Regions from separate parts of the Homo sapiens genome. Here region 1 is linked to region 2. Evidence: chromatin contacts called from ENCODE Hi-C data. All regions are on one chromosome and are shown on one strand. The core of a region is the stretch at or near the end of the contact, and the rest is flanking DNA. Distances in the headings are between cores, read along the strand shown.

Region 1 (5,049 bases), core at 2,282-4,781, about 58 Mb after region 2:
ATGCAGGGTGCCCATTAGGGGCACTGGATAGCCACAGAACTCCTACTTCTTTCTCTTGTTAAATAGAAGTTCTAGTCTCTGCCACATACATCTTAGAGGCCCAGGTGGCACTGAGGTCACAAACGGGTGGCATGAGGGGAGCTAATCTTGACTGCTTTTCAATGCCCCTCAGCATGAATAACACACAGGCCTACTGTGCTGGAATCTGCTGCTCGTTCATTTACAGAATGTGCACTTAATGGTGAATGTAAGGCCGGGCGCAGTAGCTCACGTCTCTAATCCCAGCACTTTGGGAAGCCGGCAGGTGGATCACCTGAGGTCAGGAGTTCGAGACCAGCCTGGCCAACACAGTGAATCCCCATCTCTACTAAAAACACAAAAATTAGCCGGGCATCGTGGCGTGGGCCTGTAGTCCCAGCTACTAGGAAGGCTGAAGCAGGAGAATCACTTGAACCCGGGAGGCGGAGGTTGCAGTGAGCAAGATCGTGCCATTGCACTCCAGCCTGGGCAACAAAGAGAGAAAATTCCATCTCAAAAACAAACAAACAAACAGTGAATGTAAATGCACATGTTCATCTACAGAATAAGCCACTACAGAAGTGTGGCTTATGTGAAGACATGGAGGTCGGTGTCATTTTGATAAAAAGGTACCAAGATTATAAAATGCCCAGAGCAAGCCCCCAGAAGGACTTCCTGTAGCTCAGAGAGACTGAGGAAGACTTGGAACTTGTGCTTTGCCCAGGGGGGCCCATTAAACACAGCCCCTGAGAGCCTGTGACGGGAAACTTACGATTTAATGATGTTTCCCAGTGTGTGGTCTTCTTTGTTGATGGTGAATAAACAGGCATTGGGTACCTTGGTGTCCTTGTTAATGGTGATCCTAGGAAGACACAGAGGCCACAGATGAGGAGCAGGGGCTCCCCTCCTCCCACCCTGAGTCTAAACCCTGTCTCCTCCCGGCCAGGTGTGGTGGCTCGTGCCTGTAATCCCAACACTTTGGGAGGCTGAGGTGGATGGATGACCTGAGGTCAGAAGTTCAAGACCAGCCTGCCCAACATGGCAAAACCCTGCCTGTACTAAAAATACAAAGAAAAAAAAAATTAGCTGAGTGTGGTGATCCATGCCTGTAGTCCTAGCTACTTGGGAGACTGAGGCAGGAGAATCACTTGAACCTGGGAGGTGGAGTTGCAGTGAGCCGAGATCATGCCACTGCACTCCAGCCTGGGCAACAGAGTGGAACTCTGTATCAAAAATATAAAAATAAAAAGGAAAAATAAGCTCTGCCTCTTCCTGAAGGCCTTTCTCAATCTCTTCATCCCATAAAGGCCTCGCCAACCCGGTCCCCTACTTCCTGCTACCCCAGGTCTATGGAACCTTGGCCTTTTCTGAATTCCTCCTTTTTTTTTTCCGGTAGAGATGGGGTTTTGCCTTGTTGTCCTCGCTGGTCTTGAACTCCTCGCCTCAAATGATCTCTCCTGCTGCCCAGGCTGGAGTGCAGTGGTGTGATCATAGCTCACTGTAGCCTCCAACTCCTCGGCTAAAGTGATCCTCCCGCCTTAGCCTCCTGAGTAGCTGGGACCACAGGCGCACGTCATCATGCCTGGCCTGTTCCTTTTTTCTTACGCCAACATAATGAAACAACCAAAAGGTGAAGAAGAGAGGCCCTGAAGTTACACGGTGAGGCTGGTCCTGACCCTGTGAGTTCCGAAAGCAACCATCCCCCTGGCTGGAGTGTGCAGTCCTTCCATCCATTCCCCAAAACAAGTCATGCTCTGGCATTTACTATGATTTTAGTGAACGCTTAGATGGACAAAGACAGGAAACTTCCATTGGATTTTCCAAGACAAGGGGTTTTCAGAGTGCAGTTCCCAGATAAGCAGCATCAGAATCCCCTGGGAACTTGTTAAGAGTCTCCCACCTCCCACTTACTGGACCCAGAACTCTGGAGGTGGGGCACAGGGATCTATGGTTTAAGAAGCCCTTCAGGTGATTCTAATGCACACTCAATTTGAGGGCAACTATGCTGACAGTAAAATCTCACACAGGTGAGAGGTATCAAGTTGAATATCCTTTTTTCTAAGGTGGTTTCTCCAGGCTGACACCACACACATTTTAGGGTGCATCATTCTTTCCTGTGGGGTGCTGTCTTGTGGACATTGTAGGACATCAGCAGCATCCCTGACCTCTACCCAGTAGATTCCAGTCATAACCCCCTTTGACAACCAATAATGTTCTGTTATTGCCACATGTCCCTTGTGGGGCCAAATGGTCCCCAGTTGAGAGTCTGCTCTAAAGGAGGCCGAAGTGGCTGGCAAGGGCCAGACCAAGACCTCTGCACGCCAACCTGGGAACAATAAGAGCCAATGGTTACGAGGTTTTCCAGGGGCTGAGCTTTGGACCAAGAGTTTTACACAAATTACCTCATCCAATTCTTTTTATTTTGACACAGGATTGCGCTCAGTCGCCCAGGCTGGAGTGCAGTGATGCGATCAAAGCTCACTGCAGCCTGGAACTCCTGTGCTCAAGCAATCCTCCCACCTGAGCCTCCCAAAGTGCCGGGATTAAAAGCGTGAACCAGCGCACCTGGCCAGATCCCTTTTTTTGTTTTTTGAAACGGAGTTTCGCTCTTGTTGCTCAGGCTGGAGTGCAATGGCGTGATCTCCGCTCACCTCAACCTCCACTTCCCAGGTTCAAGTGATTCTCCTGCCTCAGCCTTCTGAGTAGCTGGGATTACAGGCATCTGCCACCACGCCCGGCTAATTTTGTATTTTTAGTAGAGACAGGGTTTCTCCATGTTGGTCAGGCTGGTCTTGAACTCCCGACCTCAGGTGATCCGCCCGCCTCGGGCTCCCAAAGTGCTGGGATTACAGGTGTCAGCCACCGCACCCGGCCTGAATCCCACGTTTAAGTACAGTAATAAACTCATTTTCCAGATGAGGAAACAGGGCCTCCGACAGATCAAGCCACTCGCCCACAGATACAGAGTGAGCCCAAGCTCTCTCCCCTGGACTCCTTCAACCCGCAGGCAGCGAGGAGCCACTGCGGCTTTTACGCAGGCCGCTGACAGATCGGAGGGGATGAAGGATGGAGGTGGCGGGCGAGAGACAAAAGAGGAAGCTGCCAGATCCCAGAGGAAAAGGGCTATGGAGAACCAGACACTCTGGGTTCGAATACAAGCGCCGCCACTTCCTGTGTCCGGGGCAACTTGCTCGCCTCCAAGCCTCAGTGTCCTCATCTGCAACATGGACACACTCGCGACTGCCTCGCGGAACGGCCTTAAATTTGGCTGACACAGGCCGAGCAGACGATCAAGCAAAAGCTGTTTCCCTCCCGGGGCAAGAGATGGGCAGGAGACACCCCAGAATGCGACAGCCGCAGGCCCGCGCACCTCGGCCCGCCGCAGCCGGCGTCACTTACTTCTTCTCGCCCTCGAAGAGCAAGAACGACTCGAAGGCTGGAGGGGCGTTCATGCTCCCGCCGCCGTTGCGTCCAGACCCCAAGGGTCCGCCGCCGCCGCCACCAGAGCCCTAATAAGAGGCCTCTTCCGGATTACTCCGGCGGGGCAAACCCGCTCAAGGATCGGCTCATCGCCCCCTGTTGGGCTGGAGGATCTTGCGCAGGCGCGAGAAAACCCCGAGAGAGACCAGTGCCTCTGCGCATGCGTCAGTGGCGAGCGCACCGCCCCCCCCCCCGCCCCCGCCACCCCGCACCCCGCCCCCCGGCATGGCTTTCCCCGTGGGCGCTTTTCGGCGCATGCTCAGAGCGCCGGCAGGGCTGTTCTGCCCCTACAGAGGCCTCCTAGTCCTGGCTGAGCGGGAACCTCAAGCTGTACCTTTCTCCTTTCCCCATGTCCCTTGATCTTTCTTTGGAAACGTGCACCCCCTTGGAGTGCGCAGCAGGAGGCCCCTGAATAGAGAGAATAAAGCTAAGGGGTAGTGGACAGCTGCGGCTAGCAGCCGTAGGGGGAGCAGAAGATCTCGTGGCCAGAGGCAGATCTATGACAAGCCCCCTGCCCAGGCTGCCTATACCGACTGCTGCAGGACCTCTGCCTGGGGGGTGCAGCTGGCTTGTTAGCCGGGAGGGACAATTGGGTGAGGGATGCAGAAGGAGGCAGGTGTATACAGCAGTGAGAGGGGAGCCCGTAGGGTTACGTATATCTTTTTATATATTATTATTATTATTTAGAGACAGCGTCTCCCTCTGTCGCCCAGGCTGAAGTACAGTGGCGCCATCATGCAGCCTCCAACTCCTGGGCTCCAGAGATCCTCCTGCCTCAGCCTCCCGATAGTTAGGACTGCAGCCATGTGCCATCACACCTAGCTATTTTTTTTTTTTATTTTTGGAGATGGTGGGGGGGGGGGTCTCCCTATGTTGCCCAGGCTGGTATTGAACTCCTGGCCTCCAGCAGTCCTCCAGCCTCAGCCTCCCAAAGTGCACTTGGTGGATGTGGGCAGCAAGCCACCCAGGTGCCGAGGCAAGAGACCGAGGGCACGAGCTGTTCCAGTATAATAAAATATATAAAATAAGAATAGTTATACTAGATATAGATCTTAGATATGATTATATATGAATCATTAATCATTAGTTTGTAGTAATTATTCTTTATTCCAATATTATAATAATCCTCGCTCTACAATCATAACCTAGGAAACACCAGGCCATACAGAGATAGGAGCTGAGGGGACAATGAGGAGTGACCAGAAGACAAGAGTGCGAGCTTTCTGTTATGCCCGGACAGGGCCACCAGAGGGCTCCTTGGTCTAGCGGTAACGCCAGCATCTGGGAAGACACCTGTTGCCAAGCCCACCGTGGTCTAGCTGTAGCGTTAGTGTCAAGGAAAAACACCCGCTACTTAGCAGACCAGGAAAGGGAGTGTACAGTGAGATCAGGATGAGGGTGGTGAGGTGGTGATCAGGGGGACCCATGCTTCTGCTCAGGGGGTTGGCAGAAGCCAGCAAGGCTTGGGGTTTCCCTGTTTGGAGCTCTCCAAGTTGAGAGTGCAGAGGAGTGTGAGATGCGTGTGAAAATGCAAACTTGGCTCTCCCTGGC
Region 2 (4,858 bases), core at 1,528-4,027:
ATGGCCTCCTGGGGGCTCAGGCCCCTGGACAACACACACACACCTGTCCCTGACACCTCCCAGATTAGACACACCCTGCGGTGCCTGATGTAGCTGGTAGCGGGGCGAGAGGCTCAATCAACTCTTTTCTCATCCAGTCCACTCAGGCCCCTCCCACAGCACCCAGGCCACTCCCACAGAGCTCAGGCCACTCCCATAGCACCCAGGCCATTCCCACAGCACCCAGGGCATTCCCATAGCATCCAGGGCACTCCCACAGCACCCAGGCCACTCCCATAGAGCTCAGGCCACTCCCACAGGGCTCATGCCACTCCCACAGTACCCAGGCCACTCCCACAGCACCCAAGCCACTCCCACAGTGTTCAGGCCACTCCCACAGCACCCGCTCCCCTCCCCGCACCTTGCACTGCAGGTAGGCAGTCTGGGGCCTGCCGGCGTCGTCCGTGTAGATGACCTGCATGACGTGCGAGCTGCCAAAGTTCTTTTCCTCAACCTTTTCTGCTGCCCGGATGTTGGCTAACTTGATGAGGGCGCTTTTCTGGGGCAGTCAGGGAGGAGGAGGCTCAGGGACCTAGCCAGGGGCATTCCATTCCCCATCTCTGGGCCTCAGTCTCCCCTTCTGCAGCACCAGGGGTAGGCGTGGGAGACCCAGAGTGACCTCAGCCAGGGCAGAGCACAGACTGATGGTGACCAAGTGCCCAGCAACTGGGAGAGGAGGACCTGGCCTCTCTGGGGGGCACTCCCAGAAGGCCTCGGAGGTGTGAGCTTTGGGGTAGTGTCTGGACAGCCAGCATTCCCTGGGCTACAAAGTCAATCCAGCCGTGGCCAAGGCTTTGTGACTTTGCATTTATTAATTTTCCAACTTGCTTTTGTAGTCCCAAGCTCTAACAGTCATATCCTGACCGGGCGCAGTGGCTCACACATGTAATCCCAGCATTTTGGGAGGCCGAGGAAGGCGGATCACCTGAGGTTGGGAGTTCGAGACCAGCCTGACAAACATGGAGAAACTCCGTGTCTACTAAAAATACAAAATTAGCCGGGCATGGTGGTGCATGCCTGTAATCCCAGCTACTTGGGAGGCTGAGGCAGGAGAATCGCTTGAACCCGGGAGGCGGAGGTTGCGGTGAGCCAAGATCGCACCATTGCACTCTGGCCGGGGCAACAAAAGTGAAACTCCATCTCAAAAAAAAAAAAAAAAATGGGACCAGAATTAAATAATGCCCATGTAGTCAAATCTTTCAACCCTGGCAAGGAAGATGTATAATAATCATCTGAGTGCTTTGGGAGGCTGGGGCAGGAGGATTGCCTGAGGCCAGGAGTTTGAGAACAGCCTGGGCAGCATAGCAAGACCCCATCTCTGCAAAAAAAAAATGTTAAAGAAAATTAGCTGGGCTTGGTGGCACGTGCCTGTAGTCCCAGCTACTCAGGAGGCTGAGGCAGGAAGATTGCTTGAGCCCAGGAGTTTGAGGCTGCAGTCAGCTATGATCGCACCACTGCACTACAGTCTGGGTGACAGAGCAAGACCCTGTCTCAAAAAATAATTATCATCATCTGAGGGGTCTTTGGTCGGAAGGGGCGGGCCCCTCATCTGGTGGGACCCCTGAGCTGGTTGAGAACAGGGTGGGTGATGAGCTCCTTCACCTACTCCTAGCCTGCTCTCACCTGCCCAGGGCTAGGCTGGGTACTCCTGGAAGATCATCCCCATAGCCTGCATGACTAGGGGCAGGTGTACAGCAAGCAGTCACCAGGTCCATGGAGGAAGTATGTCCTCAGCCCTTCCTGGGAGAAGAGAGCTTGCAGGAGAGGTGACCCATGACTCAGAGAGGGCTGTACAAGGTGATCTTTGAGATCCCCTCCCACACCAAGATTCCATGCTTCTATATTCCTGCCCGTTCCAGGAAGCCTCCCCTGTTTGCCCTAGCCTCCTACTCATCTAGCAGCCCAGGTGATGTACTATCTTTAATAATACCATTTGCCTAAATAGTACTACCTGCCAGGCCCTGGGTCAGGACCCTTAGGGAGATCATCTCATTTAATCCTCAACAACCTGGTAAGGTCGGATCAACTTCCTCCATATTCATTTTTTTTTTTGAGACGGAGTCTTGCTCTGTTGCCCAGGTTGGAGTGCAGTGGCACGATCTCGGCTCACTGCAACTTCTGCCTCCCGGGTTCAAGCGATTCCCGTGCCTCAGGCTCCCGAGTAGCTGGGACTACAGGCACCCACCACCACACCCGGCTGATTTTTTGTATTTTTAGTAGAGACGGGGTTTCTCCATGTTGGCCAGGCTGGTCTCAAACTCCTAACCTCAAGTGATCCACCCGCCTTGGCCTCCCAAAGTCCTGGGATTACAGGCGTGAGCCACCGTGCCCGGCCCTCCTAGGTTCTGACAAGCAGTACAGATGCCACACACCTGGCTTTCTTCTCTGACCCCGGGGGTACCTCAAGTGGGCTCCAAGGAAGGGGACAGGTGCCTCTAAGGTGCCCCACTTGCCGGCCTCTCAGAGCCCCACTTGCCGGCCTCCCTCCTTACCCACCTTGGAGCTGGGCGTCTTCGCGAAGCTGAGGGCCTCGGTAGTGAGGGAGAAGTAGAGCTTCTTGAAGGAGGAGGACATGAGGGGGCCCTTGCCCTTGGTCCTGTGGATGAAGAGTGGCCCCTCCTTCACAGGTGGCGCCTGCAAACTCAGCGTCCGCTGCAGGTCCAGCTCTGCCAGGCCAGGGAGGGAGGGGAATAGAGAGCCCAGGGAATGAGGGCGGGACTGGGGGGGGGGGGCGGAGCAGTGGGCGGGGCCATGGGGCTCAAGGGCTGAGCAAATCTGAACAGCAGGCAGTGGACGTAGTCATGGGGCTCAAGGGCGGAGCAAACATCAACAGCTGGTGGTGAGCGGGGTGACAGGTGGACTGAGGAAGGCAGGGCCATGGGCTTGGAGGCGGGACACGCGTCAGTAGCAGGTGGCGGCGGGGCTATGGAGCTCAAGGATGGAGCAAATGTCAACAGGCACAGATGATGGGAGGTGAGGCCATGGGTCTAGGGGTGGGGCAAACGTCAACAGCAGGCAGTGGGCAGGGTCACAGGAAGCACAAACAGTGGTGCGTGGGTCTATGGCCTGGGGGCCTGGCAAATGTCAACAGCAGGCGGTGGGTGGGGCCACGAGAGGAACAAACAGCGGTGGGTGGGGCCGTGGGGCTCAAGGGCGGAGCAAACGTCAGCAGTAGGCTGTGGGCGGGTCTGTGCAGGGCGGCGCTCACCGTCCTTCTCCTCGATGTCCACGAGCTTGGTGATGAAGTCCTTCAGCTGCGCCACGCCCTGGCGCACGGTGGGCTGCAGCGGCTCCATCCAAGCCTCCTTGGCCCTGGAAGCCGGCGTGTCCATGTTGCCCACGTTCTGGACTGCCTGGAGGTGACAGCAGGAAGGACCAGGTTCTGCTAGGTTAGGGGCCTAGCCACTGCACCCCCTCCCACCCCCCCTCCCCAAGTCTTTGCTACTCAGCTGTAGCGATGGAGGCAGAGGCGACAGAGGCCATGCCCACGGGCCCCCTCCAGCCCCACTAGGGATCAGGGAGGAGAGGATCATGAAGTTTGATGCCTTATGATAACTGAGACCACTTGGGCCTTCCTCTGTAGGTTTAACTGACGCTGCTGCACTGGATACCCCACCCCGGTGCCGGGCACATAGGTGCAGCCTGAGAGTAAGCAGACCTGGGTTGGAAGGTCCCGCGATTCACCACCGACAGGATGGGCGGCCTTGGCAACCCCCGACCCCTCGCAGGCCTGTTCCCTTATCCATGAGATGGAACTCGGACAAGGTGGCCACAGGAAGGCTTTGCAAACTGTGAAGTGCAGTGCCTACGTGGGCGTGCCAGTGGCCTCGCCGGAGCCGGTAGGGAACACTCTGCAGTCCAGGCCAGGGCCCCGGTAGGACACCCAGCTGTGCATCCCGCCCGTGGCCGCAAGGCCCGCACCTTGGCCAACAGGAGCAGGGTGCGGCTGGTGCGGGCGTCCGCGTGGCGCTCCCGCAGGTGGAAGAGCTTGGGCGACATGATGGCGGGAGAGAAGAAGCGCAGGCACAGGAAGCTGGTGACGGCGATGAACGGTACATTCTGGAGGGGTGCGGAAGAGCGCGGGCTGGAGTCCCCCAGACCAGGGCTCCTGGCAGCCCCCTCCCCTTAGGCTCCGTCCCTGACCCTCGCCGGGACACAGCCTCCCTGGTCCTCCCCAGCGCTCCCTGGTTCCCCACCGCTCTTCGCCCGCCCCTCGCCCCAGCCCAGTCCAACCCGGCCCAGCCTAGCCCAGCGGGTGGAGGGCGCACCTCGTGCTGGGCGCCGGGGAAGCGCTCGCGCACGCGCCGGAAGAGCTGGCGGAAGGTGGCGCGCACCACGGCGGGGCACGCGGGAACCGAGCGGCTGAGCGCGCTCAGCAGGGCCCCCAGGTGGGCGCGCAGCGTCTGCGCGCTCTGCTCCAGCACCTCGGCCTCGGTCTGCGGGCGGTGCAGCCCGGAACACCTGCGTGGAACGGGGCGGGTTGGCAGAGGAGGTCACGGTCAGCGCCAGGGCCACGACAGGAACAGTGGCTCTCACAGCAGCCGGGACACGGACACAGGGGACAATACACGGGTGGGCAGAAGCACAAACACACATGCTGACAGGGCCTGATCCCAACCCGCTGCCGCTGCGCCCCGCACCCCCCCGGAGTTACCCCCGGCCTCACCCTACATCCTTAACTTCCACTTTGCTGGGGTCCAGCTCCACGTACTTCTCCTCAAACACCTTGTTGATGATGGGGCCCAGGACGCCGTGCAGGTACTGCATCCCGGCCACCTGGGGACCACCGCAGGTCACATTGATCCTGTCTCCCCCAGTC

Evidence for each region. Hi-C counts contacts between places; a loop is a spot of excess contacts on that map.
Region 1: a map of GM11168 shows a loop between it and region 2 (39-fold over the local background). The contact joins the promoter of POLR2J here to the promoter of LINC00957 in region 2. A Hi-C loop is called at or near these places in 2 of 168 maps with a recorded cell type or tissue (GM11168 and K562).

The regions. Positions count from the first base shown.
Region 1 is chr7:102,475,391-102,480,439 of GRCh38, forward strand. POLR2J (RNA polymerase II subunit J) reads right to left here and starts at 3,532. Exons shown (of 4, transcript NM_006234.6): 1 at 3,418-3,532; 2 at 791-880. The coding sequence starts at 3,470. RASA4B (RAS p21 protein activator 4B) reads right to left here. Exons shown (of 21, transcript NM_001367767.2): 21 at 4,586-5,049.
Region 2 is chr7:44,036,272-44,041,129 of GRCh38, forward strand. It overlaps LINC00957 (long intergenic non-protein coding RNA 957), which reads left to right and starts at 2,778. Exons shown (of 3, transcript NR_072982.1): 1 at 2,778-2,878; 2 at 3,623-4,091. It also overlaps the pseudogene RASA4CP. RefSeq lists an enhancer at 113-612 and silencers at 4,064-4,153, 4,244-4,353.